2 separate regions of the Mus musculus genome follow, and region 1 is linked to region 2. The links are chromatin loops, found by intact Hi-C in ENCODE. Cell type or tissue: heart. All regions are shown on one strand. Links, peaks and the distances in the headings refer to the core of each region. The heading gives the core; the rest is flanking DNA.

Region 1 (15,867 bases), core at 3,263-11,262, 56 kb after region 2:
GTATATTTTTATTTTATGTATATGAGTACACTGTAGAGGGCATCGGATCCCATTACAGATGGTTGTGAGCCACCATGTGGTTGCTGGGAATTGAACTCATGACCTCTGGAAGAGCAGTCAATGCTCTTAACCACTGAGCCATCTCTCCAGCCCATAAATATGTTTTTTAAATGATCAAAGATGGAGAAATGGCTTGGCAGTTAAGAACACTTCTTGCAAAGGGATAGGGTCAGTTCCCAGTGCCCACATGACAGCTCCTAACCATCTGTAACTCCAGTTTCAGGGGATCCAGAACCACCTCTTCTGACCCTTGCAGGCTCCTGCACAAACAGGTACACACTAAAGACAAATATTCTTTAAAAACTAAGGGCTGGTGAAATAGCTCAGTGGGTAAAGTACCATCCCCTGAAAGCCAGAGGACCCAAGTTCAATTCCCAGAATCCACCTAAAGGGAGCAGGAAAGAACCAATCCAACAAAGTTCTCTCTGACCTCCCCACACAAGGTAAGATCTGACTATCTACACACACACATACACACTTATATAATAATAATAATAATAATAATAATAATAATAATAATAAATCTTTAAAACTGAATGACTGTCCAAATTGGTTTCTCTATGATAATGACAGGAGCTGTAGTTTGCAATAGAACTGACTCCTTCCCTATTCAATCTATGCTCTGAGGAAAGACTATTGAAATCTCCATCTCACCACCACAGCACGGAAAGCTGGGTGTGGCCAGTGGGAGGCCAATGGGGGATCTGGGCTGTAATGGCCACAGCAGACAGAAAGGATAAAGTAGGGGCCCTATAGGCCACCCTCAGCAAATCAAAAACATACATTTGATTGATAGCACATTTCAGGAAGCTATGCAGTAGGGTTCATGATACTTCTCAGAGGTCTGGAAGAACGGTGGACATCAGGATTCAGCAGGGCTGTTTGGGACTCTCATAATTTGTACCTGTGTTCTCATACCCAGAAACCTGATAAAAGTCTATTACACCATATGTCAAAGAAGAATTTCAGTGGTTCTTTTTAAATAAAATGGTCTAGACTTTTTAAATAATAGTAAACATAGTCAAATATTGAGAGAGATAGCAAAGGATGGAAGCCACAGAAACCCTTGGTAGGGCATTTCTGAAGACTTACATTAAATGAATATGTAACTCCTGGCACATAACACTGTATCTAACGACATGCTTATTGAAAAGATGTAAATAAATTATCGTGAGCACACTTGGAGGTGTAAAGCTATACATTACATATTGTCAAAATGGTCCTACCAAAAATGTGAGGTAGGCTACTGTCAAGCACCAAGGGTCACTTTAAAACGTGTAACCGCAGCCATAATAAATTTCCCAACAGCACCTGGGAAGACAAATACATATACTATTACCATAAACTAATGTAGACTACATTAGAAACATTTAGCTCTTCCATTGATTTCACAGAGAGAAACTGAGGTCCAGAAAGGGGAAGGGACTTGCCCAGGCTTAAGTTAACTTTTTTTTTTTAAATGACTCTAGGTTATCGTGATTGCAAGCAATTCCTCAGTTTAATAGTCTCTGGCTTTCACTGTGGTATCAATGAGCCATTCTTCTTGCAAGGAGTCACTAAAGAGCATAGCAGACTGACCAACAGTTCTTCTGCTTGCCCGCTTCAGCCACAGCCAATTTATAACCTGTCTGGGCCACAGGCTACACACAGTTGGTTCTGACCCAAGAGGAATCCTGTTCCAGTCAGGATGGAATATGCCTGCCACCACTGGAGGGGTCAACTGCCACCACTGGAGGGGTCAACCACCCTACCTAGGAATCACTCTTGCTCTCCCCGTTTCTTACATTCAACTGCAAAACCTCAGGATAAGGTAGACAGGATGGCCCTGGAGATGGGAAGAGGAAACAGAGCTAAATGGGGAGAATTACATACTGACAGGGATCCCCTGATTTTGAAATTGAGAGGGGAAAACAAAAATGGGTGTCTCTTCCTTCTGGAAAAGTATTGCCTCTTATATTCTCCCAGGGTATCACCAAAGATGGGGTGTTTGTGTATTCGAGAAAGGACAGAGACAGAAAGGTTGTGTGTTTCTTGGAAACAGAATTTCAAGTCTGCTCTAATAATCACCAAAGAGGAATGATGGATGCCCTGATTTCTTGAATTGGAAGTGACTTTCCCCTACCATACAGGAAATACATGAATCTAAGCAGGTAGAGTGAACTTTTGCTGCACCCCTCATTTTAGTAGGAGAAAGCGTGTCTGGTATAACCTCAAGCAGTAGCAAAGATTCTATGTCCTCTGAACATACTGAGGTTGGAATAATTAGAATGTAGTAGCTAAATAAAATGGATCAAAAGTTTCTCTCTCTCTCTCTCTCTCTCTCTCTCTCTCTCTCTCTCTCTCTCTCTCTCTCTCGTTTCCTTTCTTTGTGTTTTGTTTTGTCTTTGTTTTGCTGTAGGTTTACTGATTTTACTGTTATGTGCATGAATGTTTGCCTGAATGTATGTCTGTGTACCACATGTGTGCCTGCTGCCTGTGGAGCTTAGAAATGGAGAATCAGAGCCTTTGGAACTGGAGATACAGTTGTAAACTGCTGTGTGGGTGCTAGAACTGAACCCAGGTCCTCAGCGGGAGCAGCAGCTCTTACCCGCTGAGTCAACTAGCTTTCCAACCCCCACATCCCCTTTTGAGGTTTATTTTTTTTATTTTTTTTTACCTGTTTTGTTTCTGTCTTTGTTTTCTGAGATAGACTTTCATTCTGTAGTCCATATTGACCTTGAAGTCCATATGTAAGTCTATGTAAATCAGTCTTGCCTCAAACTCACTGCAGTCCCCCAGCCTCAGCCTACTGAGGCCTGGGTTTACAGGTGTGAGCTATCATGCCCAACTTTTTTCTATTTTAAGACAGCCTAGACTATGTAGTCCTCTTACCTAGGACTATAGGATTATAGGTGTGTACCACCGAGCCCAGCTCTCAAACATTCTTAAGTGTGGGGGAGAACAGAAAGCAAGATAGCAATGTAATCTAGCAGTCCTTTAAACGTTAATGTATCTATAAATCATTTAGAAATCTGCTAAATTGCAGGTTCAGGTTCTGTAGGTCTGGAGTGGGGCCTAATATTCTGCATTTCTAACTAGCTCAGGTAATGCTGGTACTGCTGAGCCATGGAGCAACCCAGCATCTACAGAAATGACAGAAGGGATCCCTGGGTATTACAGACCAGCATCCCTGGATGGAGCTCCTCTGCAGCTCCTGCCTTTTGGCATTGATAAAGGATGTTTAAAAAAAAAAAAAAAAAAAAAGCTGGAAGGTGGGTAATTAGTGAGATCTTTCTGGTATTCTTGATCTTTGCAGCAACCTGGTATAGCTGCAAGAACATTTTTAATTAGACTAAATTATCTAGTTTGGCTATCCATAGAAAATCAAAGCCCCAGCTGATAAGTCTCTTTCATTTTGCTAGCATAGAGATGGCCTATGTGCTGTGATTTTTAAGATGTTAAACACTGCCTGTGGACATATTTTATGGAGAAATAAACACACAGTCCAATGAGATGTATAGTGTGGTTTTAATATATTATATATTCACTTATTTATGAGGAAAATAAACACACAAGCCAATAAGCTGTGTATTATTACTTTAATATATTAAATTTATTTCATACCTATATATTTTATGAGAGAAAATAAACTAATAAGATACACGATATTATTATAATAACACATCTAATTGTTCTATATTAATTTATTTATGAGAGAAATAAGTGCAATTTAACATGACATAAGATTATTTAATTCATGAGGTGAATTCTATATTAAGACAGTTTAAGGGATTAAATGCCAGCTGAGTAAAACGTGTATACTTCCCACACTGAGGGACCCGTGGAAAAAAGAAATGCAGTGGGTTTGCCTAGAGTTCCAAGTCACCACCTACGTTGGCTTCTGCTGGTTTGTGGGGAAAGTCTGGGAGGCCTAGGAAATAAACTGCCTTAAAAAAAAAAAAGGCAACATCTACCGGGGAGGTAGGTATCTGTTTCTGAGCCTGAGAAATATTAAATAAACCTGAGGAGGATGGATGGCTTTCCAGGGTCCCTTAAATCTCCTGGTTCTGGAGAACAAACTAAGAGGCAGATGGGGAAGAGGATCCCTGCCTCCCCTTTCCTGAGTTTGCAGAGCTGGGAGGGGGACTATGGGGGGCAAGAGGACAGGAGAAGTGTTGGGATGGAAAATGAAGCTGTTGGTTAAGACAGGTGGGCTTGCATTTGGAAAACGACCTAGCACGGTTTCAAAGCCCAGAGCAAAAAGCCACACTGGGTAAAGTGGTCCCAGGACCCAACGCTCGCTCCCCCTCCCCAGCACAGGGTCTCTACTCGCGCTCTCTCTCTCTTTCTCTCTCTCTCAAATAAAATAAAAACCCACAATTGGCGGGAAGCTCCCAGACTGTCTTTCTATCTTTTCTTCATTGTGAAAGATCTGGCCTCAAGAAAGTGGGAGTGGGTGCGAGCCGGGAGTGGGACCCGAGCATCCCGCAGCCGCTGTCATGGCGGCCGCAGTTGCTTCTCCTGCGCTCCAAGTCGCCCGGCCCAGCGCCATTTTGAGCATCGTTCCTATTTCCCGCGCTCTCTGCCGCTCGCCGTGCTACTTCTGTGAGCCAAAAGCCTCTTGCCACGCCCGGGCCTCCCTTCTTCCCTACAAAATTCCTAAGCCCCATTCTAGTCCTCAAGGACCTGGAGCCCCAAGGCAGCATCGGGCGCACAGCGCAGGCCTCGGCCTAAGCTTGCAGACTCAAAGCCCGCAGGCTAGCAAACCCAAGGATTTCTCCTTCAACTCTTTTAACCCTCTGCGCAGCCTCCAAGGCTCAAAGCTGGCCTCTGAGACATTTTCTTGTACCCGCTTCTGCACCCCCCCCCCCAGAACGCTGTTTTTCCACCCACCCCACATTTATTTCCAAGCAGGGACCCAGGGAACATCTTAGCAGGACTGGAAACGGTCTGTTTGCAGATGAACCAAGCTTCCATAAACTCTTCCTGGTGTCTTGGACAAAGAAATAGTCACCAAGCAGGGCCCCTTTTGTACCACCCGGACTTTGTCAGCCTGGGAGATGGGACCATGCCTTCCCTTGGGTCGCTTGAGCCAGAGCTAAACCAACTTCAAGCGGAGAGTGGGAAAGCAAAGACTGGCCGTAGGGACTTGGCAAAAAGAGCTAGATCCCAACACAAACACTCGTTTTCATATTATAAAGACATTTATTTACGCTATGAAAATAATGTACAATAAATACTTTCCCCCTTTCCTATTATTAAACAATTTTAATAAATAATCTACAATCTAAAACTTAAAAAAGAGGAAAATAGGTCCCTCTAGTTCTTTGTAAGAAAACCCTCTCCCACTAGAGTTTAATTATTCCTGAGATTTCGTTGGAAGGAGTTTTACCAAGTGGAATTTTTTGTGTGTGGTTTTAAAAAGCGAAAAGGAGTGAATGAAACGCTAATTCGTTACTATCTGGATTTTAACAAAACGGCATAAATGTATCCACGAGTGGAGAAGGCCCGATTCCCCCCGCCCCCAACAGCCAAGGAGGACCAGACGGAAAGGACCAAAGATGGAAAACAGTTAGGGAAACTGCAAGTCGATGGCACAGAGCGTGCTGGTGAAGAAGTCCAGCTCTTCCTCGGAAAAGGGCACGGGGCTATCGAGAGAACCCTGCAGGCTGGGTGAAAGGCCTCCGGACATCTGGAGACAGGAGTCTGCAGCGAAGAAATTGAGGTCCGGTAGAAAAGGCGAATCCTGCCGCTCGGGGCAGGCGTCTTCGGGTAGGGGCTCGCTCTGCCGGCCTCCGGCTCTGAGCATTGTGCAGCCGGGGCTCGATGCGCCCACACTCTCCAGGGTGGTGGCAGGCAGCGCTGACGGCGGTGCGCCCCGGGGTCCCTGCGCGGCCTCGGCGGGGTGGAAGCAGGCTTCCCGCAGCCGGTGAGTCGCGACGTCGCCCGGGCTGACCGTGGGTTCCTCGGCTGGCTCTCCCGCGTCGTCCTGGGCGCTCGGCCCGCCTGGTTCTCCCTCGGGCGGCTCTCGATGCTGCGTCTGCCGCTTGTGTTTCATGCGTCGGTTCTGGAACCAGACTTTGACCTGCCTTTCGGTGAGGTCCAGCAAGGCAGCGATCTCGACGCGACGCGGCCGGCACAGGTACTTATTGAAGTGGAACTCCTTCTCCAGCTCCAGCAGTTGCGTGTTGGTGTAGGCCGTGCGCAGTCTGCGGGAGCCGCTGCCGCCGCATTCTGGCAATCCGGGGCCATCTGCGAGGGAAGCACCCCTATGTTATCAGAGAGGTCTCAACGCAGCCTCCGTTTAGCTGAGATCGGGAGCACCCCTTTGGCTTAAAAGACTCTCAGCAGTCCTACTCGGGCTCCCACCCCACCCCCACAGCGCTTCTTTCTGTGTCTTTGGGGTTTTTTTTAGTGCTCTTCCACGTAGGCAGACCCGGCCCGGGTCAAGTCGGTGCCTTCAGAGCCGCCCACGGGCCACGTAGGGGGCGGGGAGCAATTTCTCTTAGCTCCCAGGACCTCAGAGTCTCCCTCCCCCAAGTCCTCCCAATGGACCCCTCAATTCAGAACTTTCCAACTCAACCTGGGGAGAGAGGGATCATAGATTGTTCTTCACCCCTTTCCTTCCTAGCTTTTGAATTCCCTCTTCTTCCCTAGCTTTAGGAGAGCTAGAGGCATCGCATCTTTTCCAGGCTCCAGATTCAATCCCAGACACGCTTCATTCCTCTACACAGAAACCGGGGAAACCCTTCAATCGAATCATTTTTTTCTAAGCACATTTAAAAAAAAAAAAAAAAAAAAAGCATCCTCCCCACCCTCAATCAGCTTCCAAAATTTTCTGGGGGTGGGGAAGCTAACAGTGGCTAGGCCTGAACCCCAGCGGGATACTCTGCTTCCCTCGCCCCAGATCCGTCGACCTAGGGAACCCCACCAGGAGCCCCATCACCTCACATTCTCCCCTTCTCTTCCAACTGCCCCTCACCCCGCCCCTAATACGTTTACCCACCTGATGGTGATCCGACCTCGGAGGCCCGGACCGAGGAGGCGGCTGGAGAAGGGGATGCGGCGGATTGGCTGGGTTTCTTGGTGGATTTCTTCTCTTTCATCCAGGGGAACTCGGGGGCTGGGGGGGCAACGGGGAGTGGCGGCGGTGACCGCAGAGCAGGCCCATCTCCGGCTTGCTTTTGGCTCCCTGGTCTCTGAAGGGTGGAGGCGCCGAGCTGGAGGCTGGGGAAGGTTTGCTCCAGAGGAGGAGGAGGAGGAATTAATGTCGACTCCTTGATTGATGAAGTTTGAAATGTCTCCAAGACAGCGGGGAAGGAAGTCAGACACTCGGCGAGCGATGGCTGGCTGTTTATAAACCCAATCTCCCTCTCAAATTCAAAATTCATGGCTTTCAATGGTGGGGGAGGGGGCCTGCTGGGGGGGGCGTCAGGAGGGAGAATCAGAGGGACCCCCCTCTCCCGCCCCCCCCAGGTTTATGCAATGGAGCAATTTCGCGGGGGGGGGGAGATTTCGCTCTCTCTCTTTTTTTTTTAAATTTAGGCCTTTATAATTGTATATTGCTGATAAATACAAGCGTATGGGGACTCTCTCTATTAAACCCAGGACTCCGCCGAAATTGCAGGGAATTCATGGTCACGGGACCGGTCTCCGCCAATCGCTAGTCTAGGCCTAGTGGAAAACACAGGCATTATTTGCTTTAATTGATTCAAAAACTCCAGAGGACCACGACCTGGATACCATGAGGCTTCCTCCTCTACCCCTGTTCCTTCATCAGTACCCTACACTCTCCCTAATGGCTCTCTTTTCCCAGAAAAGCCAAAAGAACCTCTTCCTTCCCTTCAGAGACTGTGTGGTGGTGGCAAACAACCACATTTAAGGGAGAAATGGAGTGAGTTAATATGCTTTCTTTATGTGGCCCTCAGTAGCCTCTTACCCTACCACCACCTCAGCCCCCAAAAGAAAAGAAAAAAAAATCTCATTTAGGGGGAAGTGGGAGTAGAAAGAGGCTTCCATACCTTGGGGGAAATCAGAAAGGAGATGGATAAAGGACAGCACTAAACACCAGCAGCAGCGGCAGCCCACCCACCCTCAGAAAGCAGTAGTTCACACTTAAGAAATGCACAGAGCTGGCACGCAGCAGGGACATAGATTCCAGGAGCACTTTGGGACATGGGCCTACCTCCCTTGCTATGTGCCCTGGATTCTAGTCTCTGCTCAGAATTTACAAGCAGTTTCTTATGTCCACTTGCCTTCCTGTTGGGGTCATCTGTACTCACACTGTGACACCCCAACCCTGGCAATAGGAGGGTCTAAGAAGGTCTAAGGTGACAGATGTATTCACAGGCCCCCAGGTGTATCTGTGTCTCTATCCAGGGCACCAAAGTAGCCATCCACTTAACTTTCAAAGCTAAAGTCAGTGCACAGTCGCCCTCTGGACAAAGGGATTTCCCCCTCTGTATTTGCCTTTGGGCTACTTTTAAAATCCCTGGTAAGAAAACATTTCCTAAAGATGGTGGGGGAGAGGGGGCTGGGGATAATGACCACCACTGAGATTATATTCTGCTTTGGGCCTCCAGAGAGAAAAAAAAATGTAATGTATTCTATGGTGAGGCACCTATGATGGGCTCAATTTTAGAATATTGTGATTTACTAGAGGAAGGAGGCAAAAAACAACAAAAAAAAAAAAAAAAAAAAAAAAAACCAAAAACAAAAAAACCTCAGAGCCACAAGCAAATTGGTGGGAAACTAGGCCTCAAAGCTGAAAATGAAAAGTCGGCTGGGGGAAGATTTTTAAATAAGTGGGTCAGAGGGACCAAGAGGAGATGAGGCGATCAATCTTAGCCCCCTGACAGCTCCCTCCGATTGCATCAAAGAATTTGGCTCTTTGGGAAAGCAGAGGGAACAACCTAAATTGCATATCCCTTAAAAAGGCCTGAGGGAGGGGGGAGCCAAAGAGAAAGGTGATTCTGGGAGATCTAGGAAACAGATGGGAAATGGGGACAGAGGGAAGGCGCTAACTTGGGTGGAAAGTTTGCCCCGGAGAACTCCCACGGCTCTGGCCTCCCCTCCCCCTCCTCGCTCTCTGTCGCCTAGCCTAGAGGAGAAGGCTGCTTAGCAGAGAAATGGCAACTCAGCGGAGAGCTGGAACTAGAAACTTTCTGTCAGTGTAACGTCCGCGTGGGTGGTGGTGAGTATTTAAAGAAAGAAAGAAAAGAAAAAGGCAGAGAAGTTTGCCGGGAAGCGGGAGGGGGGGGGAAGGAGGGAAACCTGGAGGTGGTGGTTGCAAGGACAGAAAGAGGCAGGCTCTTGGGAAACTGCTCTTAACTAGGCCAGCGGCCAGAGAGGGTGTTGTGTACCTTAGCTAAAACAAAACAATGTATGCATATATTTTCCTGGATGGTGGTTAGCAGAGGAGAATCCAAATAGTAACTGTCTGGAAGGGAGTCCTGTACAGTAAGGCCTGGGAGAGGGCCTTCTCCCCGGCAGCATGGGCACTTCCACAAGTTTTGTAACAGGCACTCCAGCTGGCTGCAGCATCCAAGGATCTCCTAAGACAACCAGAGCCCAGACTGTCCTGTAGGAAATACAGCTCTCTAACCCTTGATGACAGATTTTATGGCCAGATTAGTGAACAGTAGAAAACTTGGGTGTTAAAGTGGGGATCCAAGAAAACCCTCCAACCCTCCCTCCCTTCCAGAGACATCCGTCCAGCCCTGTCTGCTACCTTACAGAGCAGATTTTTATCCATGTTTTTAAACAGCTTTAGACCTAGAATCTGGAAAACAGAAGGGTAGGTCCTATTTTTGTTTAGAGCCCTAGCTCCAAGCCACAATATATCAATATAGCTAGCTAAATTCTCTCTTATCTGGTTCCTCTTCAGCTAGATAAATAAGCAATCCACCCTTCCCCTCACAGTCAAACATGACCCTTCTCATAGTTATATCATTCAGAAATGGTATTCAGGGAAGAGGAAGAGAAAAGGAAAGACAGACCCTTGAGCGTTATTTGATCCCAATCAAACATTGCACGCTCCTCTGCCTTTAATTTATAGCCTGGCCCAATGCTAAATTGCTTGCTGCCCAGATGAGCCAAGTCCAGTTAAAAAAATTCTACTTGGTGGGGAGGGGGCGTATTATTCAGGTTGTTTTTTTATTGTTATTTATTGTTGCATAAAGACTGTAATTACTAACCTTGGACTGCCAGGATACAACATAAAAATGAAAATCAGCCCTCGCTTTAAGGCTGAGGGCCTGGAAAGATTCTTATATCCCCACCCCCCCCACCCCGTATCACCACTACCACCAAATATATGCTCCTAATTAAGCAATGCGGGTTCATCGCTTACAATTAGAATTATGTAACTCTTCAGCGGGCAGCCATCGCTTCTCTTTCAACGAATTAGCTCCATATTTCAGCCTCCCCTGTCTCCTCGCTCTTGCTCTTATCATCGGATACCGCTATGCGGTGGTGACATTTCATCTTTGACAGACCCTCTCCATCCTCGCTCCAATGTGATAAAACTTTTATGGAACCAGGACTAAGAAATGAAGTTTTCCCAAGCATCGTGGAAACAGAGCCTCACGTTAGCCTGGGGACCATTTTATTTAAGCTTGGTTTCTACAGCTTCCTCTCGCCCCCTTCTCTTCCTTGGCAGGAGAAATCTAACCAGTCCTCCTCTTCCTCTGCCCTGGGCTTCATTTAATGATTAGATTTCGCTTTAGTTTTAAGGCTTGACCTGAGAAGTCTAGGCCTCGGCTTGTTGTCCCCCCCCCCCAAGATTAATCATTTTCCTTTGTTTTCATTTTAGACCCAATGATGGTTGGGCTTCGGGTCACGTGACAGCCTCATTGTAGCTCCGGAAGAGAACGTGAAGTTTAGGTTGCCTGGAAGAAGCAGTAATAAGCTAGGTTTGGGGTTGCCTGGATGTAAACAGAGGGGGTGCCTGGAGGTGCTGGTCAAAGGGACAAAAGAGGCCAGTGACTAAGAAAAACAGACAGGCAAAGAGCAGACTTAGCCCAAGATTCCCTCCCCTCCCTCCCGCCCCCCAAGCTTGTTGCTTAAACCTTAGCTGAAGAACTTGGCAGAATGGTCCAGACTGGTACAAATGTCAAAAACTGAGTTGAAAGCAGGAAACACTAGGAAGGGGAGACAGCGACCTGAGCAGTGAGCAAAGAGCCTGGGGAGTGTCACCAATGCCCTCCTGCTAGGGGACATTTGGCCACTAGAGCCTTTTTCTGCACCCTGAACTGGACCACCATGACAAGATAAAATTAATAACAGAAAGTTTATTCAAGAATTGTTTTGACAGACAACTCTTTTAACTAAGGGGGAAAAAAATAACTACGGAAGAACAAAGAAAGTTCCAAGAGAGAATTAACTTCTTATCTCTACAAATTCGGGACTATACAGTGACATTTAGGAGCTGAGTTCATGCCTTTTAGAACTAATTACAATTCCTCATATGTACGAGTTTAACATAAATCTACAGCTCTTGTCTAGAATACAATAAAAACTAAAATAGCTGGTTTTACATGACAGGAAACACAACAACCTTTATAACAAGTAAATACTAAAAAAGTACATTTTTCTTTTTTTTTTTTGTCCCTCATATAAATACATAATGTAGGGGGATAAATAATACAAAAAAGAAAATATTTTAACAGGCTATAACCAATAAATATATATGAAAATGTTCACTAGAACACACGCTTTTTGAGCGAAGCTGGACTTTCTGCAGGCCCAGACATCTCTCACAGTTGTTTTTTTTTTTTTTAATATCCATTAAAATGTAAACTCCAAGTGCAACAAGACTGTCCTGTCAGGAACTGGAGCAAGGTCCACAGGTCCAGCTGCAGCACCTGCCAGGACAGACAGTTTGTTCAAATATACCCTGTTTTCACGTTAAGTCAAGAGAAGAACAGAAGTAAAAAGAAAGTGGAGGGAGTGGGATGGGGTGGGAGCTGAGAGACTGGAGAATGGGCAAGCCTCCAGTCCTGACAACTTGCCTGCCTTAGCCTCTTAACTTTTCTTTAAAAGAAAAAAAATATATATTTATTTATATTATAGGCAGCTCTGACTTTCAGGATATCTTACCATCCCTGAGCCCTCTGAAAATTGTAATCAATAGGGGTGGGGTGTAGATATGAATGTCCTTAGAGCAGAAAACCAACCGTAGGGCCATAGTAAATGATAGATATAGTAAGAAGCCTAACAGATGGGGGATGGGGGGAGTTGAAGCTTCAGGGAAGTAGGAGAGAAACATACTTTGTGCCCTTCGATTTAAATGTATTTTCTTATTTTTCACAGGGAGACTGAAAGGGAGAACAAAAAAAATCAAGATTTTGGGGAAATTACCCACAGAGATGCAAGGTAAGTTGATTGCTTGCTGATAGCCAAGCCATTAAGTGTTGAATGTGCTTCTCTGCCCTGCTTGCCTGTCTTGGCTCCCTCTACCCGACTCCACGTCACCTCTCCAATCTGAAATTCCCACTTGGTAGTGCTGGAACCCTGGGAACCCTGGGATTGATGTGGTCCCGTCTCCAACCTGCTGTGGATTCCTTTCCAAGGGTTGTTGGCAGACAGATGGAACCAGGCATGGAGGACTTAAAAGACAGCCCCTGGGGGCGGGGAGGGGGCCTGGGAGCTGGGAAGGCACCCCAGGCCTGTTCTGTTTCTGGAAACCTGGCGACAACCCCATCCCACACCTCTTTCAGGACTCTAAACCGCGCCCATCCCCCAAGTCCGCCGTCTCCCTGGCCCTTAACCTCACCCCTCCCTCCCCAGCCCGCCCCTCCCATCACAGGTGTGTCAGTTTGGGCGCTTCTTGGATTCTACCCTGAGGCGGTGCGTGGTGAGAGGAGAGGTCTGTGTACGTGGGGTGAGGGTCACAGGGTCCATGATGCTGGTTGGGGCCCATAGGGGCCGCCCCGTTGTAGTCCAGGTTCCCCGAGGGGTGGTGGGAAAGGTGATTGAGGCCGTAGAGGGAGGGGCCGGCAGGGGGCGGCAGCGGATCCGCGTAGCCACCCCCGCCCACATACACCGGACTGCCCTGCATGGTGGGCGTCCCGTAGGCGCCCCCGTTAGCTTGGAGGACGTGGGGCTCATACTCCGACGCCGGGGTCGGGGGGTACTTCTGTGGGGCGCCGCAACCCTTAAGAGGGGGCTGGTAGTTGGAAGGCAGCGCGTAGGCATTCTGGTGGCCTTTGCCGAAAGCTGGTGGGGACGGGCTGTCGTAGCTGGGGGTCATGGAGTGTAAGGCGTTCATGAAGCCGGCCGTGGACTGCATGGGCTGCGGGGGGCTTCCGGCCGGAGAGGGACCCCCAGAGGACGAGGCCAGCCCCTTGGCCTTCTGGTCTTTCTTGTACTTCATGCGACGGTTCTGGAACCAGATCTTGATCTGGCGCTCGCTGAGGTTCAGCAGATTGGCCATCTCGACCCGGCGCGGCCGGCACAAATAACGGTTGAAGTGGAACTCCTTCTCCAGCTCCACCAGCTGCGCGCTTGTGTACGCCGTGCGCGCCCGCTTGGACGCGGCCGACCCCGGGGGGCTCTTGTCCCCTCCCCCGCCGCCGCCGCCGCCCCCGCCGCTGCTGCCGCCGCCACCGCCGCCGCCGCCGCCACCACCGCCGCCGCCACCACCACAACCTTCTGCTGGACCCGAGGGGGGAGGGGTGGGAAGGGGAGAAAATGAAATAAAAGATAATTACTGAACACGCCGAAATTGAATGCATCGTTTCTTAATAAATCCAGGCCTGGACTCGGAGGCCCCGCTGCCCTCCCCTTCGCGTCCCCACCTCCTCTACACCACCACCCCCCCCCTTCCTACCTCCCGTCGCATTAGCGGACACTCTATAATAGTGGCATTTATTAAGAGACCTGTTCTCCTTTCACGGCCCCAGCTTATGAAAATTTGATCATGTCAAACAGACAGAGCTGCGTGGCCATTTATTTAGGGCTAGGATTTTGCGTGTGCGCGCACCCTCCCCGTATATCCAAATCCAAGTCTGAGGTGATTCCTCCCTTCTGTCCGCCCTCTTTACAAGACAAGTGACTGAGAACACCTTGGGAGGGGGGCGGGGGGGGGGAGACTGGACACTGGTGGGCAGGGCCTGGATGTGTGGCACATAGAGGCTCGGGTGGCTGCAGGCCGGGACCCCAGGCTGCCTGAGCGATGGTGATTAATACCTACAATAATCATACTTAATAATAATCTATCCTTGATGACTCTGTGCCTCCAGGCGGTGCGGCCTTGGGAAGGGCTGTAAAGCCAACCATCCCACCTCCTGGAAACTCTTGGAAGCCCAGATGGAGGATGGTTGGATGGACTGGGTGTTGGTCAGGTCAGAGGTCATCAGGTAGTGAGAGGTAGCTAAAAAGCACTAGGCAGCCATCTAATATTGTCTCCAGGCCGCCTTGTGGGCGCCTTGGGGTCGGATGCTATAATAACAGTGAAATTCCTGGGTTGGACAAAAGCTGACTAGGAAGGCAGAGAGCTGGTACCTGTGCCGGGGGAGCTGTTTTTCAGCTTGGACGTTTGCCTCGACTCTTTCATCCAGGGGAATATCTGTTTGGTGAGGGTGGAGTTGGAGCCGGCACCGCACTTGGGGGGGCCGCTTTTGCTGGGCCCACCCCCGTTATTGCTGTTGCTAGTGGTACTGGTAGGTGCGGCGCTGGGTGGGGGTGAGCCCGGAGGTGCGGGCAGGGGCTCTGGGGCCAGGCCTGGCCTCATGCAGCTGCCATTGAGCTCCTTGCTCTTGGCATGTGGGGCGGCGTTGCCCAGGGACTGCAGAGAACACGCTGAGCGCTGGTAGTCACCCTCCAGGTGCGTGGCGGCCTGAAAGGGGGGCTGGGGAGGCCCGTCGTAGCCGAAACCATTGCTGCCAGGGTACGAGGAGTAGCCTCCGAAGAGCGCAGCTGCGGTGTTGTCGTAGTAGGTGGCTTTCTGCATCGCTGGGCGAGGCCCGGGCAGTGGGTGGCAACTTGCAAGGGCCTGATACCCTCACGACCGGACATTGGCACCCCTGGGGGTCACGTGACACGCCGGACCCCCCTCCCCTTTCTGCCCCCCTCCTCTCGGGTCTGTTCCAAGCGGCTGACCTGCGGGGCGAGAGAAGAGACAGAGGGGAGAAGAGGACTGGGCCTCGAATCCATCTTAGGAACTAAAAAGGGAACTGACATCAATAGTTTTTTTTTTTTCTTCTTCTCCCCTCGCCAGTATCTCTGCAGCAGACGCTGAGACCAAGTATCTAACCTGACTTGGATGCTTCACACTTCAACTTTAATTTTAACGGGAAAAAGAAAACATCCATTTTCATTTCCATTTTTTTTTAAAACAAAATCAAGACTGTACTCCTTCGAGGACCGCTTAGGAATAGAACACCACTGCTTCGTGGACCATTGCCCCTCTCTCTGGCACCCCGAAATAACCAACCCCTGGCCTCTTCTACAATTTTTCCTTAACCTCCCCCACCCCCGCAACTCCCCAACCCTGGGATGGGGCAATCCCAGGGAGAGGGCACTATTAGACTCTAAAGTAGAAGCATCCCAGAGGTCCTCCTTCCCTTAGGGAGGCCTCTCTGCTTCCAGTCTTTCTTCCTTCCATATCTTTCCACCTAAGCAAAGTCTAGCCTGGAACTTGCAGATCTTAGACCCAAGCCAGAATGAAAAGCAAATTCATCTGGGACTCTTCCCTCCAAGATCATAGCAGCCTAAGGCAGAAAACTCCTGAAGATTTTTAACCCCAGAGGCAGTGGAACCAAGTTCCATCCATCTATGTCCCATCTGAAGGTACCATCACCTCCAGTCTTGACTCAGGCAGGCCTG
Region 2 (15,867 bases), core at 4,143-12,142:
TGCTTAAAACTCCAAGCTGTGAATGGTGTGGGAGTGGAAGGTGGAGGATGATGGGTAAAAACAGGTATGGAGATAAAACTGAAAGATTAAATCTTGGAGGATGAAGCTGGGGAGTGGTCGCACACGCCTTTAATCCCAGCATTCAGAAGTCAGAAGCAGGTGGGTCTCCGAGTTCGAGACCAGCATGGTCTACAAAGAGGATTTCAGGACAGTTTTTCCTGTTTGGAAAAACCAAGAATAAAAACAAAACAAGCAAACAAAGACTTGGAGGATGAGGAGCTGAAAATGGGTGAGTTGAGAAAGGGTCTAGCCTCCTCCATCTTTCCTTACATTTCACCTTCTATCTTGGGACACTATTTGGATGGAAACTAGAGTCTTATATATACAACCTCCTGAGCTTTTACAGAGGCTTTGGCACTGAAGGGTCTGGAGGTGTGACTCAGTCGTTAAAGATCACCTACCATGCCCAGGGCTCAGTTCAACCTTTAACACTAGAAAAAAAGGGGGGTGGAGGCAGGGAGAGAAGAGGAAGGAAAGGGGGGGTGAATGGAGGGAGAGGGAAAGGAAGGTAAAGAAAAGCAAGGCAGTGTGGACGGTGAGCAAAAGGGATGACCGGTAGCCCAGTCTATAAAGGAATGCATGGTAAGGGCTGCTTAGGAAGTCAGAGAGTCAGCAATCATCGAGTCCGAGGATGTTACACAAAATGAACCCGGTGGTCAAATACGGAGCCCTAGGCAAAGGTCGGGAAGAGTTATAGGGTTGGCTTATAGGGAAGAGCACTTGTTGTTCTTTCAGAGAAGTACAATTTGGTTCCCAACACCCACCTTGAGTGGTTCACGGCTGCCTTGAACGCCACCTCCAGAGAGTCCAACCTCCTCTTCTGGCTTCCGTGGATATCCACACAGAATACATAGACACACAGACACATAAATCAAACAAACTAAGTCTTTGGAGAAGCGGTTCAATAGTGGCACAGGAGAACATGTGTGGCTGTTGCCTAAAATCCTGGTTTGGTTCCCAGCACTCACATTGTGGCTAACAATCAACCATAACTCTAGTTCCAGGAGATCCAAAGACTTGCATCTGCAGGCAGCAAGCATATATGTGATACGCATACACACATGCAGGCAAAACACTCATCCGCATATAGAAATAAAAATAAGACTTGAATTTCACTTCTGATGCAGACTTTACGAAGTTAAAGTTCTTGACTTTTACAGCCAGAAGTTGGGATGGCTGGGCCAGGTCTCAATATCCCCCTCACCTTTGACACTCCAGAGTTACTGTTTTCTGCTACCAAAACCCTGTTTTATGTATCTTTTTCTAATTCTTTACTCCTTCTATATATCTGAAGCATCCTGGATCTTCCCCTGGGCTCTTCCTCTTCCTTGCCTTGAGCTTATTCTCTGGCACAGAGGAACCCCTGTTTTCTCCTATTAGACACATACGCCCCTGGAAAATGCAAGCAGTCTCTGACTCCCAACTCTTGGTGCCCCTGGTTCAATGCTTTTCTGGCTGGCAAGGCTCTCTGAGTCCCCCAGGCAGAGATGCCTATATTGTCCTGTGACATTCCCTTATGTTCCCTTAGGTGGCCCTTGCCCTACCCTGTCCTGTCCTGTCCCAGATTCCAGAGCTGCCTTGCCTGGAGTGGAGGGAGCTGGGAGTCTCCCACGGCTGTGCATCAGCCCCAGTCAACTGAACCCCAAGCCCCAGCTGCTTCAAGGGTGATGTCAGTGTTGAGGATCCCAGTTGTGCAGAGTCCACAAAAAGCTCCTTCACAGTAAAATATTCCCTCAGTCGCAAAACAGCAGTTTTGCATAATCTCCAAAACAAAAATTTAACAACCCAAGAATAAATATTAGTGAAGAGACGGGGCTTTCTCAAAGACAAAAGGCGGGGTGGAGGAAATGATCTGAGACAGACTGGCATCTTCCATCTCCTGAAACACATCACCCCAGCTCTCCCTGCCAAGTCCCCACCCACTCCACTCAAGCCGAGCTGCGTCCTGCCTCTCCCTCACAAGGAAACACGTGGCACCAAAGGGGTGATCATCTGCCCAGACTTTCTTCAAGAGGGAAAATGCCAAAACCACAAACAGCTGCCCCGGGAGCCTTCCGGCCAGATTCCAGACTCCAGCTCAAACCAGGAATCCCGATGACCTCATTCAGATCCAGGCTGTAACTCATTTCTCGAAGGCCAGCCAAGTGGCTAGCATTTCTACTGACCAACTGTGCAGAGTCCCTGAAAAGAGAGGAGACTGCCTGAGTGGTGGGTTCACGCCTGAGCCACCCATGAAGAGTGGGAGGGAGCAAGACTTGCATCAGAAGCTGGGGGCAGACAGCCTCTCCCTCCCCCAAAACCCACTGTGCCCCTTTAACTAGCTTCTCTGCTCACTAAAATGAAAGACATTCTTCAATTAAAGACTTGTTACCTTCCATTTTGGTCCAAGTGGAAAAGCAAATGAATGCCTGTGTGTGTCAGTTTTACTAAACCGCGTGGGAAAGCTAGAGGGCCAAAAGAAGGCAGAGGAACTAAGACGCTATCGGGTGCACAATTCTGCAGAGTCAGCACAGAAGAAGAAGTCTTAGAAGCCATGTAGAACAAACCTGTTGGCGTTTGCAGATGAGGAAAGCATAGCCCAGAGGAGGGAGAGTATCTTTCACCAAGTTAACAGCAGAAACTGAGACTTTGATCTTCTGACTGGCTCCTGGGCCAGCTACAGAAAAGGAAAGTTCAAGCCCTGGACTACAAGCTTTGCCTGGCTGGCAAATTTACCAAGGATCTTCCTGACTTCAAAACATCTGCGGGAGCTGTGGCAGAGTGGCCGGAATGGGCAGAACGGGCAGTGGGGGAGAGAAGACAGCATGGAGAGACTTCATCCACTTGAGGCGGAGTAAACAATTATGTTTTGGATTAGTGGAGCTGGAGTGGTAAAAAGCCCTTATTGCTCCTGCAAAGGACCTGAGTTCAGTTCCCAGGACCTATGTGCTAACTCATAATCACTTGCAGCTCCAGTCTCCGGAGATCATCTGATATCTTCTTCTGGCCTCCATGTGCTCCTATGCACACATGGAGTATATGCACCCACTCAAGTGCACGCGCAGACACATAAAAAAAGTGAGCTCTAGTTTAGTACAATCTAAGTAACATAAAACTCACTCTCTTAACCACTTAAACTCTTACTACATGTATTTATTTATTATGGAGGGGACACGTGTGCCACCGCACACATGCGGACATCAGAAGGCAGCTTGCTCTCTTCCAGCGCTGTGTGGATCCTGGAACTCTAACTCTGGTCGTCCAGTGTGGCAGCAGGTGCCTCGACCCCCTGAGCCATTTTTCCCATCCCCTCGCCATCTTGAAGGATGCATTAATGTTATTTGAAACTAAGTAGCCATTAAACAACACCTCCCATAGCTCACCTCATGCTGCCGCCTGGAAACCAGTGTTGTATTTTGTGTCTCAAGGAATTTTACTACCCATATTAGTGGATCCACCTGGTACTCATCTTTTCATAAATAGTTCACTTCATTTAATAGACTGTCCTTGAGTTTGATTCATGTTGCAACATGTCTCAAAATTTCCTCCTCTGGAGACTTGAGAGATGATGGCTCAGTGGTTAAGAACACTGACTGTCCTTCCAAAGGACCAACGTTTCATTCTCGGCACCCATGCTGTGGCTCACAACTCCTGTTCCAGGTGATCCAGCGCCCTCTTCTGGCATCTGTGGGGACTACACCCAAGTGGTAAACAGATATGCAGGCAAAACATCCATATGCATAAATCTTTAAATTAATTTAAAATGCACACTGAATGTCTAAACATTGGTTTAATGTAGTATTTACCTGTTTGCCTATTTTGTTTGTTTGTTTGTTTGTTTTGAGACAGGGTTTCTCCGTGTAGCCCCAGCTATCCTGCAACTTGCTTTGTAGACCAGACTGGACTCAAGCTCAGAGATCTGCCTCCTGAATGCTGCAATTAAAGGTGTGCACCACCAAGCCTAGTGTTTATTTTGAGATAGGGCCTTGTGTAGCCCAGGTTGGTCTCGGGTTCATTGTGTAGCTGAGGATGGCCTTAAACCCAGATGCTGAGATTACAGGGCACGCCCCCTACCTAACGTATCATTTCTGTATGACTCTCTTTGCACCTAAAGTCCTCGGTATAGGGGTTAAGGCCTGTCTCTTGTATTTGCTAAGATCTCTCCTAACGTTTGGGAAATTTCAAGGCAAGAGCAAGCCCATGTGCCCTCATTTTCTATGAGCCCTCAAAACATTATTAAGGTCCTTTTTTGATGACAGCTTTTAGATCGCAGTTTCTCAAAGATGGCATTACTAATGTTCCCTGCCAGATAAGTCTTTGATACCAAGGCCATTCAGTGTATCCTAAGGAGTCTATAGAGGGTTTCAGCAACATGCCTGGCTTCCACCCACTGGTTACCTCTGGCATTCCATTGTGACCATTGAAATGTCTCCAGACAGCACCAAACATCCCCTGCTCTTAGGGTGGGTAGGCGGCAAAGGAAGCTGTGAATCACTGGCTGAGGCTGAAGCTTGAGAAGGAAGGTCCCCGCTTTTAGTGCCTTGTGGGAATAGAAGAGATTTTGCTAGTAGAGCAGGTGAATGTTCATCGGTGCAGAGTTGATGAGTAACAAATTCGCACCCCCTGGGTCTCTCTGGATGGAAACAGGGAAGGTTCCATGTGAGTGAATTCCTGCCTTGAAGAAAATCTTCCTGTTAGATCCTTGGGGTAACTTTTTTTTAAAAAAAGGAAGTATGAGGTCATGCCTCGTGAGAAGTTACTGGAAAGAGCAATTAGTTCCCACCATTCAGACAGGATCCGCTAGTTCTCTGAACTTGGGGTCAAGTACATAAACGGTTCACTCTGAATGGATCCTACCTGGCTAAGGAAGAGAATCCCAGAGACCAAGCGACTTCTCTAATGTTGCACAGCATAATAAAGATGAAGCCAGGACTTGAACCCTCTTGGCACTGAGCATACGAAAAGGCAGGATCACATGGTCTAACCCAGCGTCCTCTCTTACTGTAGGATCAGATAGAGCAGAAAGAGGCCAGAAGTGTCTATGGGTGACTGTTTCCTGGAGGGTGACATGGGAAGAGGCTCTTCTTTGGGACAGGCTATTTCCCAAGATGCTCTGAGGTTGCTGGCTTCCGAGCCCCCTATCTGGATTTCTCCTTGTTGTGCACTGATAAGCTATCAAGCCCGACACACGGTCCACTGAGGAAGTGGGAGCCAGGGAGACCCCGAGGCCATCAGGAAAAGACTGGCAGAAAACAAAACAGCACAAAGCAAGGCATCCTGGGGGTAAACCTGCCGACTGAACTTCTATGAAGCAGGAAGACAAAGAAGAGTCAAGACTGGGAGAAAACTGGAGAGAGAAAAACAGGAAAGACAGAAAGACCCACAGAACCACCGAAATAGAACAGCGAGAGAGTTTCCCTCTCCTTTCTTTGGTGTTTAAATAATTTATTTATTGGTGTTTTGCCTTCATGGGGGGTGTTGTGTGAAGGTGTTGGTTCCCCGGGAACTACAGTTACAGATGGTTGTAATCTGCCCTGTGGGTGCTGGGAATTGAACCCAGATCCTGTGGAAGAGCCACTAGTGCTCTTAACCGCTGTGCCATCTCTCCAGCCCCTTCCCTTTCTATTAAAACATCTATTTTAAAAATCTTCTTATTGACCTGTAGGCCTCTCTTCTCTTCCTCCTCCTCCCCGTCTTCCTTCACCTCTTCTAGTGGAAGCCAGAGAATCTCAAGCACTAGTGAGTCCTCACCTTCCTTGCTTGAGACAGGACCTTTTTTTTTCCCCTGTGACTATGCCAAGCTAGCCAGACATTTTATCCTCCTACCCTTCCCTACTCCCTATAGAAGCACTAGAATTACAGACTCTCCAAGCTACCATACTCAACTTTACCTGGACTCTGGGGATTTGAACTCATGTCCTTGCACTTGCATGAGACATGCTTTACTCACTGTGCCATCTCCCCAGCCCTACATAGGTTATTTTCAAGTGTGCTTTTGTCCTATTTTAGTCTCCCAAGGGTTAATAATGCACACCAGATATTCTTAGAACTTATTGGTGATTAGACAAAGAATCAAATCTTCGAGAGTGATTTACTGTGTGTCTTCAGGAAAGTCACTCAACCATACTGAGCAGTGAGGCCTCCTTCTTACTTAAAAGGAATTTTTAAAAAAATGCAGAGATTACTCCAGCCAGCTCTAAGGAGAGCCCTCATTGTCTAACTCACTGGAAGTGCTAAGGAGCTGTTCTTTCATCTGGAACTACCTGGGGAGAGATTTTCTTTCCGTGAGCTTTTACATCCTCATTCATTTGAATTGGTGTTCTGGGAACTGGGCAGGGAACAGGTATTTTTATCTTACTTTAATGGATAAGCAGTAGCGTAACTGGTAAAAAAAAAAAAAAAATGGATCTCTCCTTTCTTACACTCCTCTGAGGACCCAGGGAAAGCCCAGCCATTCTTAGAGTGGTTTAAGAGAATGGTCTAGATTTTTGAGGAGGGGAAATTCTGCTCTTTCAAGAGGGGAAGGACCCACAGACCAAGAGGAAGTCAAGTCAAAACTCATGTTAAGATGCTCAAACCCCTGGACAGTCAGATGGGGCCATTGCTTTGACTGCTGTAGTTTCCTTGAAAGAGGAGAGGGGAGTTCGTCCTAACCTTCTCATTTGGGGGTAACCAAAACAAGGATTTAAAATGGATTTCAGGGTGGGGCTTAATTAACTGTAGAGGGTTTCCCTGGCATGGTAAAGGCCTGGGTTCCGGGTCCCACACTACAAGAGTTCCCAGGAGTTGTGCTTCCTCTCCGGGGCCTGCTTTCTCTTTCCTCAAGGCCTTCCCTGTGTTCCCACTCAACTTGTGGGTGGTAATAATTATTTATACCCGTCTCTGCAGCCCACATCCTCCAGGGGCCAGCTCAGATTACACCTGCCCTGATGAATCCTTCCGCTACTTTGTTATTAGATCCCCAAATTTGTCGACAGGAACAAGATCCTCCACACGGAGAAGAAGACAGCAGTAAATTAGGAGTGAGTTATCCGCCCCGCGTAATGTATATGCCCACATGTGTAAGTTAACACTCTGAGGATGACGTCATGAGCTGTCCGATGATGCAGAGCCTTGGGCTCTAGAATCCTCATTTTGCAGAAAGCGTTTTTTTTTTGGGGGGGGGGGGTTGCAGAGTTTGAGGGGACTGGGTTTTTTTCTGGGTATTAAAAACTAGTAGGTTCTTTTACTGTCTCTCTCTCTCTCTCTCTCTCTCTCTCTCTCTCTCTCACACACACACACACACACACACACACACACACACAGAGTCCTTGCCCCATCTCCCCTCCCCCACCCCGCCTCTCCAGTACAAGGACTGAATTGGAGCATGTGACTAAGTGGATAAACATTTCATTCAGAACCGCCCTAGACCATCATTGTCCAAGTTCTTTTTTAAGCATTTACCACTTTGCTCTGAAGAACAGCATAGAAGTGAATCTCCAGGCAAGAGGCCTCCAATACACCAAAGGGGGGGGGGGAGTTCCAAATTCAAACCCAGTAACAAGACTAGCGAAAGGGAGGACCGAACATAAAGCTGGAGGAGACTTCCACAAAATCACCAAGCAACGAAAGGGTGTCTTTTTCTCTACCATAAGTGACACCCGGAACTTCTTTCCAGATCAACCACAAGGAGAGAGTTTATTTGTCCGTGAAGAAGACCCTGGGCCAGGCCAGGTTCCCACAACCCAAGAAAACTCCAAGGAGGTCAGGGAAAGAGAATCCAGGCCTAGAGTCCCTCCATCCTGCTGCAGCCACATAGCACGGAATTGGCAAGGGACAGGGGCGAGGAAAGGGGAGAGTCTGGCAAGAATCAGAGCCAAAGCCGGTGGCTGGGAACCTGGAGCTTTTGGCGCACAGCGGCGGCGGCCGCTAGGGTGCAGCTGTGGGCTGATGTGGGGTCCACGCCAGTGGCGGAGCCACGCAGGAGAGGAGCTGGCAGTGACGGCGAGGTGGTTCGGTGTTGTGTTTCTACTGTAACTATAATTAGGCGGATTCTGTGTTTATTTAGGCTGAGAGCTGCAAGATAAATGACAGCTTCGAAGATGCTTTTCAGCACTTCATAAATCACCCACCGGCCCGGGCAGTTTGCTTGTGTCACGTCTCAGTTCTCCCTCTGTGCCCTGCCGGTCCCCCCATTCACCTCGGAAGAGGGCATAGTCTGGACGACCCAGGAGTCCGCGCCACAAAGGGCAGGGGGTAAAGGGGAACGTAGTGTCTGTCCTTCTCTAAGATCTCGGCGCCCCGGAATCAGTGCCCAGGAGCTGCCTGGAAAGCTGTCAGGAATAGCTTCCTCCCGAGGTGGTCCCTAGGCCCATTGGGGATGGGTTGACGGGCAGGCCTGCCCTCCTCTGGGAGAATATGGTCTCTAATCGGCTCTAACTCTTCCCCTTGCCTCACTGACACAGCTGGAGATTTACGGGAGACGCTGGAGAAATATTTATAGTACAAGGAACTGTCCTTTCCCCTCCTATGCCTGTCGGCGTGTCTCCTGGGGCTGGGGTGGAAGAGCCCATGTCTTTTCCCATTGGAAAGCATATTCTGTGGTAGCGCTTCTCAGAGGGAGTTTGGAACTCCTTAGCCATCTGAAAGAGCGAAGAATCAAAGGGCAACCCATCTCTCCTACCTAGGCCTGAAACAGTCCAAGAAGTGAGACGAGGCTTAGACTTGAAGCTTGCAAGACAGACAGAATGCAGAGGCATTACCCTAGCAGAATAGCGAACTCTGGATCAGGCACCTTTGCGGGCAGACTGTTTCCCATCCGAGCTGTGGCTAAAGGGTCCAGAATAGACCTCAGGAGCAATGGTGTGGTTTCTAAGTGTTTGACTATGAATTAGGAGACCTTCGTTCAAATCTTAGCTCTTCTCACAGTGGGAATGTGTGTTTGCTCTGACTCTGGTCTTCGGTTTCTCTTCTTCAAAATGGGGGTCAGGGCGGGGAGGGCCGATGCCAGGTATGGCCACTCAGGTCTGTTATCCCAGCCCTGGGAAAACCTAAGGGAAAGGATTGTGAGTTTGTAACCAGCAGAGGGATACCTAACTGGATTCTGTGGTCTAGGATGCAGAAGAGAAGGCAGCCTACTTTCTAGAAGAGTCTCGCTGGTGCCAATCTACTCTAAGTAGTGCCCTAGAAGGCATATAGTGTTTTGGAGATGTGGCTGTGTTTATGGTGTCGATTGTAGTTATGATCTCCCAGGTGAATACTTAGCTCCAGACTCATCAAACTGTATATACATTAAGTGCCTAAAGCTTTTTGTATGTCAAGGACACCCCCAACAAAGCAGTTTGTTTTTAAATGCTTGTCCAGGCTGGCCAGATAGCTTAGTGGACAAAGTGCCTACAGGGCAAGCATGAGGACTTGAGTTCAGAATCTCAGCACCACAGAAAGCCAGACACCGCGAACAGCATCTGTACCCCAGCACTGGAGGGGCTGGGGGGGGGTGAAGACAGGAGGATGTCTCCTGGTTTCCTGCCCAACCAGCCTAGTCAAGTTGATGGCCTCCAAATTAAGTGAGAGACCCAGTCTCAAAAAACAAAGGTGGAGAACAGCAGATGAGGATGCCCGGTATGACCTCTGACCTACATGCACAGACACACATATACACACAAACATATACATATATATATATATATATATATATATATATATATATATATACACACACACACACACACACAAATGCATGCAACACACATACAGGAAAAGAAAAAGGGATATGAAATTTGAACACCGAGCAGTGTGTTAATGGTTTCACAAATCGAATGTAGAAAATGTATTGTTGCACTTGTCCCTAAACGATGCTCTATCATGGAGAGATGACTTATGTCGTACTCAAAACGATGGCATGTTATCAGCTGTCCTCAGCCCTGACAAATTTCTTTGTGACATTATTAACAGCACAGCAGTGACAGTGAGAGGTAGCAACGTCAATACTGACAAGGTCAAGTCTTCAAAGCCAGGATCACTTTAGACTTCTCTCGCAGGCTCAGGCTATGCTGAAGAATACGGCTCTGCTCAGGGTTTGGAGGTGGAGCTTGGCTTTGGCTTTGGCTTTGGTTTGCAGGGCCTGGATCCCTCTGACTGACTTGTCTTTGTCTTCTTGCTCCTTCTGATTATTCCATTTACTCAATGTGTGTGGAATGTGCTGGTTAGATGCTTAAGACGAAAGTGAATTCTGGTTACAAATCTTTCCCTGGAGGTGTTTCTTGTCTTTTAAAGAGACACACATGAAAACAAAGCAGGCAAATGAAATCAAGTGCTGGGAGCTCAGGGACAGAATCTGCAAAGGGCACACCGCAGTGTCCTGGAAGAGGTGGTTGGAGTGCTCCCACAGTGCACCGTTCTCTACACGTTGGACAAAGAAATGCACCAGCGAACAGAAGCGCTGGAGAAAAACCCTAATCCCACAATGCTATGAGGCAGACCATCTAAATTAAAGGACGTAGGAATAAGGGGTGTACCTTCTCAAAAACAGCCCCTTGAAGCCAGAAATATACATGTGTGCCCATAGGCACCATCTTTCCTTTTGCTCTTGCTCTTAGAACATCCCAAGGCTGTACGTACCATTCCTGGAGGGGAACCATTCTTGTTCTAAAACAAGCTGAGCGGAGTAACCACATATGGAGGGCTTTTTTCCACCCATTTCATGTTTGCTGAGTCCCGCCTCCCAAGATCATTAAGAAAACAGACACCGTGAGTCACTGCATGGCTTCTAAAGAAGTTGGATGAGGATGAACCAAGTCTTTCCACCCTTCTTATGATCAAAGGCCTCCTTGCATCTTGCTGCATGTGCGACTCACTCTGCAGCTTAGGAGCTGGCGAACACAGAGGTGGCAGAAACTACAGGATTCTGCCCGAGGGCTCCAGATTTCACCAGGCACAAAGGCTGGATGAGAATTTGTGGGATCAGGCTACACAGCCCTACCCAGGTAGGGAGGGGGGGGAAATCTGTAGCTGTTTGGAGAGCGTAAGGATTGATAGTTTCCTTCTAAAAGATAGTGTACTCCTCTCATTTATGCTTTGGTGTGAGATGCTAAAATGCAGAGAGGCATGGAATAGCTGTCAGATTTACTAATGGGATCCATCTTCATAGCCCGAATCTTCAGAAAACTTCTTGCAGCAACATAATAATAATTCAACCCTCCTCTCAGAGCTTTGCTTCATTTCTGCTCTCTTGGGGAAGCAAGCAAAGAAACCAAGGCATTTCCTGTTCAGCGCTCATGTGTTCCTTTAAGATGTTCTAAAATCCCTGTCTGGTTCACTTCGGGGTTTTTTTTCCATTGTCAACAACCTCAGAGAAAACCTCAAACTCTGGCCAGCGTTTACAGAGGAACAGAAATGACTGTCATCAAGCAACCTCTTCCCGCTGACCCCTGCCTTCAAACTGGGCTCAGTCAGCATCCTTGACTTTTCCCACAGTCTGTGCTTCCGGCCAGAGAATGTAGCAAAGCCTGTTTTCCAGTGCGAGCCTGTAAGTCCCACACTCACCATCTCCGAGCAGAATTCTGCAGCTCCTGGCTGAGACCTGCACGAGAACAGAGAGACGCAGACAGTAGAATCTGCCTTGAAAATCTGGGCCAGGGAGATGATTTTTACAACTCCTTCCAGGAGGTCCTGTAATTCAAGTTTCTTAACCCATCATGCCTCTTTACCAGTCTGCCCTTGGAAAACAACAGCTAAGAGCATGAGTGAGTGCCAGGTGATTCTATTTGGCTCAACAAATATTTGTTAGGTGTCTACTGAATGCCAGGCACGATGACAAGTCCCAGCAATTACTGCTAGCAGCCTGTGCCTGTGAACTGGTTGGCCATGGTTTAGAGTTGCTGTTAGTTAGCAGAGGACAAAAGGACTGAAGACAGAGCCAAACCCTTTTCAAAGAGCATCCTATACGGCCCACCACGAGAAAGAGGCAGCAACATAAAGAGATCCTCTCTCAGCATAACTCATTGGCATTGCAGCTTAACTCGCCTTCTGAGTCATAGTGGAGCAGACAAGAGTTTGGGATCTTAAAAGGTTTGGTTCAATTCCTCCACTTAGAAGTAAACAAGTGGGTGAGCATATGACCACTGAGTCTCAGCTTCCATTAACATGGCATGAAATAATACTTGCTCTGCCTGGCAGGTGAGATACTATAGTATGGACCAGTACTCTGTGTGTGTGTGTTTGTGTGTGTGTGTGTGTGTGTGTGTGTGTGTGTGTGTGTGTGTGTGACAGACAGAGAGAGACAGAGAGAGACAGAGAGAGAGACAGAGAGAGAGACAGAGAGAGAGAGACAGAGAGAGAGAGACAGAGAGAGAGACAGAGAGAGAGACAGAGAGAGAGACAGAGAGAGAGACAGAGAGAGAGATGGTGGAGATTTCCAGTCAGTACATCTGGGTGGGCCTGAGATTCTGTGTGTCTAACATGTTCCCTGCCAATGCTTCTGAGGACAAGCTATAGATTGTGCTTTGAGTAAAAGAATACAAACCACTTGTTAGGCAAGTAGAATGGATGAAATATATGGCTATGATGGCACACGCCTTTAATCTTAAGCACTTGGGAGGTCGAGGCAGGTGGATCTCTATGAGTTCAAAGCCAGCCTGGTCTACAAGGTGAGCTCCAGGATAGCCAGAGCTATGTAGAGAGACCCTGTCTGGAAAGAAAGAGAAAGAAAGAAAGAGAGAGAGAGAGAGAAGGGAGGGAGGGAGAGAGGGAGGGAAGGAAGGAAGAAACAAACAAACAAACTAACTAACTAACTAATACATAGTGCCAAGTGCGTAAATATTGAAAGTGCATTCAGAATCCCCCAGGGCCCTAATAATTGATGAAAACTATGACCTCTATGCATGGTCACACACTGGTGAAATCATTAGAAGATATTAATCCGTCCAAACTCAGAAGTTTGGTCAAAGAATAAAATAAAAGGGTTTGGAGGAGATGGCTAAACAAATATAGGGATATAATTTCAGATCTCCAGCATCCATATTAGAAGTCAAGAACAGGGGTTATAGAGATGATTCAATGGTTAAGAGCATTGGCTGCTCTTCTAGAAGACCCAGGTTCGATTCCCAGCACCCACATAGCAGGTTACCACCATCTGTAACTCCAGTTCCAAGGGATCCAATCCAATATCCAATTCTGCTCTCCAGGCCCCAGGCACATGTCTTGATGCACAGAGATATATGCAGAAAAACATCCATACACATAAAATAATAAAAATAAAAATACATTTTCTAAAAAGCCAAATATAGCAGCATGGGCCTGTCATCCCAGTATTAGGAAAGTAGAAACAGACGGATCCCTGGAGCACCATAGCCAGCTAGCCTGGCTGAATGCCGAGTATCAGGATAGAAAGAGACCTTGAGTCAAGAACAGGTAGGACAATGAAGCTGGGGCTAAGAAGATGGTTCAGTAAGCTCACTAGGCACACCAGAATGAGGACTGGAGTCCAGTTCTCCAGAATCAACATAAAATCCAGATAAGCACGGTGGCTCCTTATAATCCAAGGACACTGGAAGCAAAAACAGGGTGTCCACCCCCACAGTGAGCCCGTTAGCCAGTCTAGCCAAAATGGCAAGCTGTAAGTTGAGAAGGAGACTGGCCTCAATATATAAAGTGGAGGGCAAGCAAGGAAGGCCCTTGAGGTCCATCTCAGGCCTCCACATACACAGGTGTGCACATGAGCACACACACATTCTTGCATGTGCACATAGAAATAGTCTAGGTCCTCTGGGTAAGAGTATAGGAAGTCTAGGTAAAGTAGGATGGCTCGGGATAGACAACATGAAATATTGAAACAGGCACATGGATAAGTAAGATGGAATCCTGGTTCTCAGTTAAAAGCATTTACCCTGGCCATAAAACATGGCTAGAGATGCTGCTCAGTTGGTAGAGCGCTTGTCCAGTATGCACAAAGCCCTGGGTTCAATTCCTGCCACCACATAAACCACCCAATAAACAGGTGGTATATGCCTGCCATCCATTTTTGGAAGGTGAAGGCAGGAGACTCAGCCGTTGAAAGTCATCCTCAGCTACATGAGAACATGGGAGCCAGTCTAGAATATGTGAGAGCATTTCAAAACCAAAGAGCGGAAAGCCTGTGGTGACGGCACATGCCTTGAATTCCAGCATTCCAGAGGCAGAGGCAGAGGCAGAGGCAGAGGCAGAGGCAGAGGCAGAGGCAGAGGCAGAGGCAGAGGCAGAGGCAGAGGCAGAGGCAGAGGCAGAGGCAGAGGCAGAGGCAGAGGCAGAGGCAGAGGCAGAGGCAGAGGCAGAGGCAGAGGCAGAGGCAGAGGCAGATCTCTGAGCTCCAGGTCAGCCTGATCTACACAGAGTTTCAACCAGAATTACATAGTAAACACTTCTTCAAACAAACAAAAAACAGTAACAATAATAGATAGATAGATAGATAGATAGATAGATAGATAGATAGATAGATAGATATGGTGCTTGATACAACTAGACCATATCTTGTATTAGAACTGTCCCCTGACACAGTCACATGGAATCTTTTTTTTTAATGAGCCAGGGTCTGTACATATTTCTGACTGTCCAAGAACTCACTCTGTAGATGAAACTGGTCCTAAACTTACAGAGATCCGCCTGCCTCTGCCTCCCATGTGCTGGAATTAAAGGCAAGCACCACCACTGCCTGACCCATGGAATTCTAAAACTGGAACAGATGATGCAGGACTGTTCAGGCCTCCCCTGGACTTCATCCAAGTGATGAAGATGCCTCTGAGAACATGTCATCCCTTCTCTGGATACCGACATCACACATGGTGAGAAACAGCTTCCATTTTCTCTCAGATGCCTTCGGAAAACATTTCTTTACTTCCCTAATAAAAGTGACCTGCTTACTCACACCCTCAGGAATATCAATTAGGTAATACTTGTGTAACTCTGGGGCTTTCCTAGCCCCATGCTGTCTTGGAAGAAATGAGCTTGACTCTGTTCAGTCCAGTTACAATGAAGTGATACTGTTCTTTAGCCCCTGCAGGCCTAGGCTTCCAAGGAACAAAACAGGATACAACTGAGGCTATTACTGAGTTACAGAAAAAAAAAAAAAAAAAAGTCACAATCATAATAAAAGTAAGAAAGCAGCAGGGCATAGTGGCACATGCCTTGCACCTCAGCACTTGAAAGTAGAGGCAGATAGATCTATGAGTTTGAGTCCAGCCTGGTCTGCACTGTGAATTCCAGGTCAGCCAAGGGCATATAGTAAGGCCCTGTTTCAAAATAAACAAGAGCAAGGAAGACCCTGTTTTTACCTGTTGTTGTTTTTTTTTTTTTTTTTTTTTTTAGGTTGACATTATTCCTGTGGTTTTTACTTGCATTTTAAAAACACTTATTAGTTTCTGGCTTCTCTTAACCTATAGAATTTGATTCCACAAGAATTAAAGAAAAGCAAGCAAGGTTATAACCAGAGTCTTAGAGACTATTTCGCTCAAAAATGTCTCTGGAAAGCAACTGGCCTGGGGGCTCCAGCCCTATTCCAAACCCCTTACAGAGTAGAGTCTAGCCTAGAGGAGGAAGGGCTGGGGGAATGAGTGGCGACAGTTTATCTGAAGCCGGCGCTGGCTTCATTAAGAGGCCTGGTGCGGTTTATCTGCTTCTTGTCCACAGAGTCAGCTGCTCTGAGCGCTGAGTCAGGGCCTGTCACCAGCCCAGTCCTGGCGGCGTCAGGTTGGGAGGGTCTGAAACCATGAGTCCCCTCCCTTCCTCCTTTTCAGTCTCCTCTGGTCTCCAACTGCCTGTCCTCAAGGGGTCAGATAAGAGCTGCGATTGCTGGAAAGAAGTTTGAGGCTCTGTGTC

What was found. A loop is a pair of places that touch in the nucleus more often than their neighbours do. Peaks named below come from ENCODE experiments on the same cell type or tissue, not always from the same donor. Only the 100,000 strongest peaks of a DNase experiment are listed, where the experiment ranks them.
Region 1: it touches region 2 in a loop (2.3-fold over the local background); 6 of 42 quality-filtered maps call a loop at or near these places.

What each region holds. Positions count from the first base shown.
Region 1 is chr11:96,343,374-96,359,240 of GRCm38, reverse strand. Hoxb2 (homeobox B2) reads right to left here and starts at 7,609. Exons shown (of 2, transcript NM_134032.2): 1 at 7,046-7,609; 2 at 5,225-6,291. The coding sequence starts at 7,430. The coding sequence ends at 5,612. Hoxb3os (homeobox B3 and homeobox B2, opposite strand) reads left to right here and starts at 5,847. Exons shown (of 4, transcript NR_155303.1): 1 at 5,847-6,181; 2 at 10,853-10,947; 3 at 12,352-12,414. It overlaps Hoxb3 (homeobox B3), which reads right to left. Exons shown (of 4, transcript NM_001079869.1): 3 at 14,545-15,141; 4 at 11,311-13,695. The coding sequence starts at 14,992. The coding sequence ends at 12,842. In heart, for the core only: no CTCF peak of the experiment used is centred there; DNase peaks (open chromatin) are centred at 5,840, 6,380 and 7,700; H3K4me3 peaks cover 6,545 bases; H3K27ac peaks cover 7,241 bases; H3K27me3 peaks cover 6,578 bases.
Region 2 is chr11:96,399,987-96,415,853 of GRCm38, reverse strand. No RefSeq gene overlaps it. Among named protein-coding and RNA genes, the nearest start is that of Hoxb1, 42 kb to the right of the region's middle. In heart, for the core only: a CTCF peak has its summit at 7,945; DNase peaks (open chromatin) are centred at 7,943, 8,453 and 11,473; H3K4me3 peaks cover 1,018 bases; H3K27ac peaks cover 941 bases; H3K27me3 peaks cover 7,832 bases.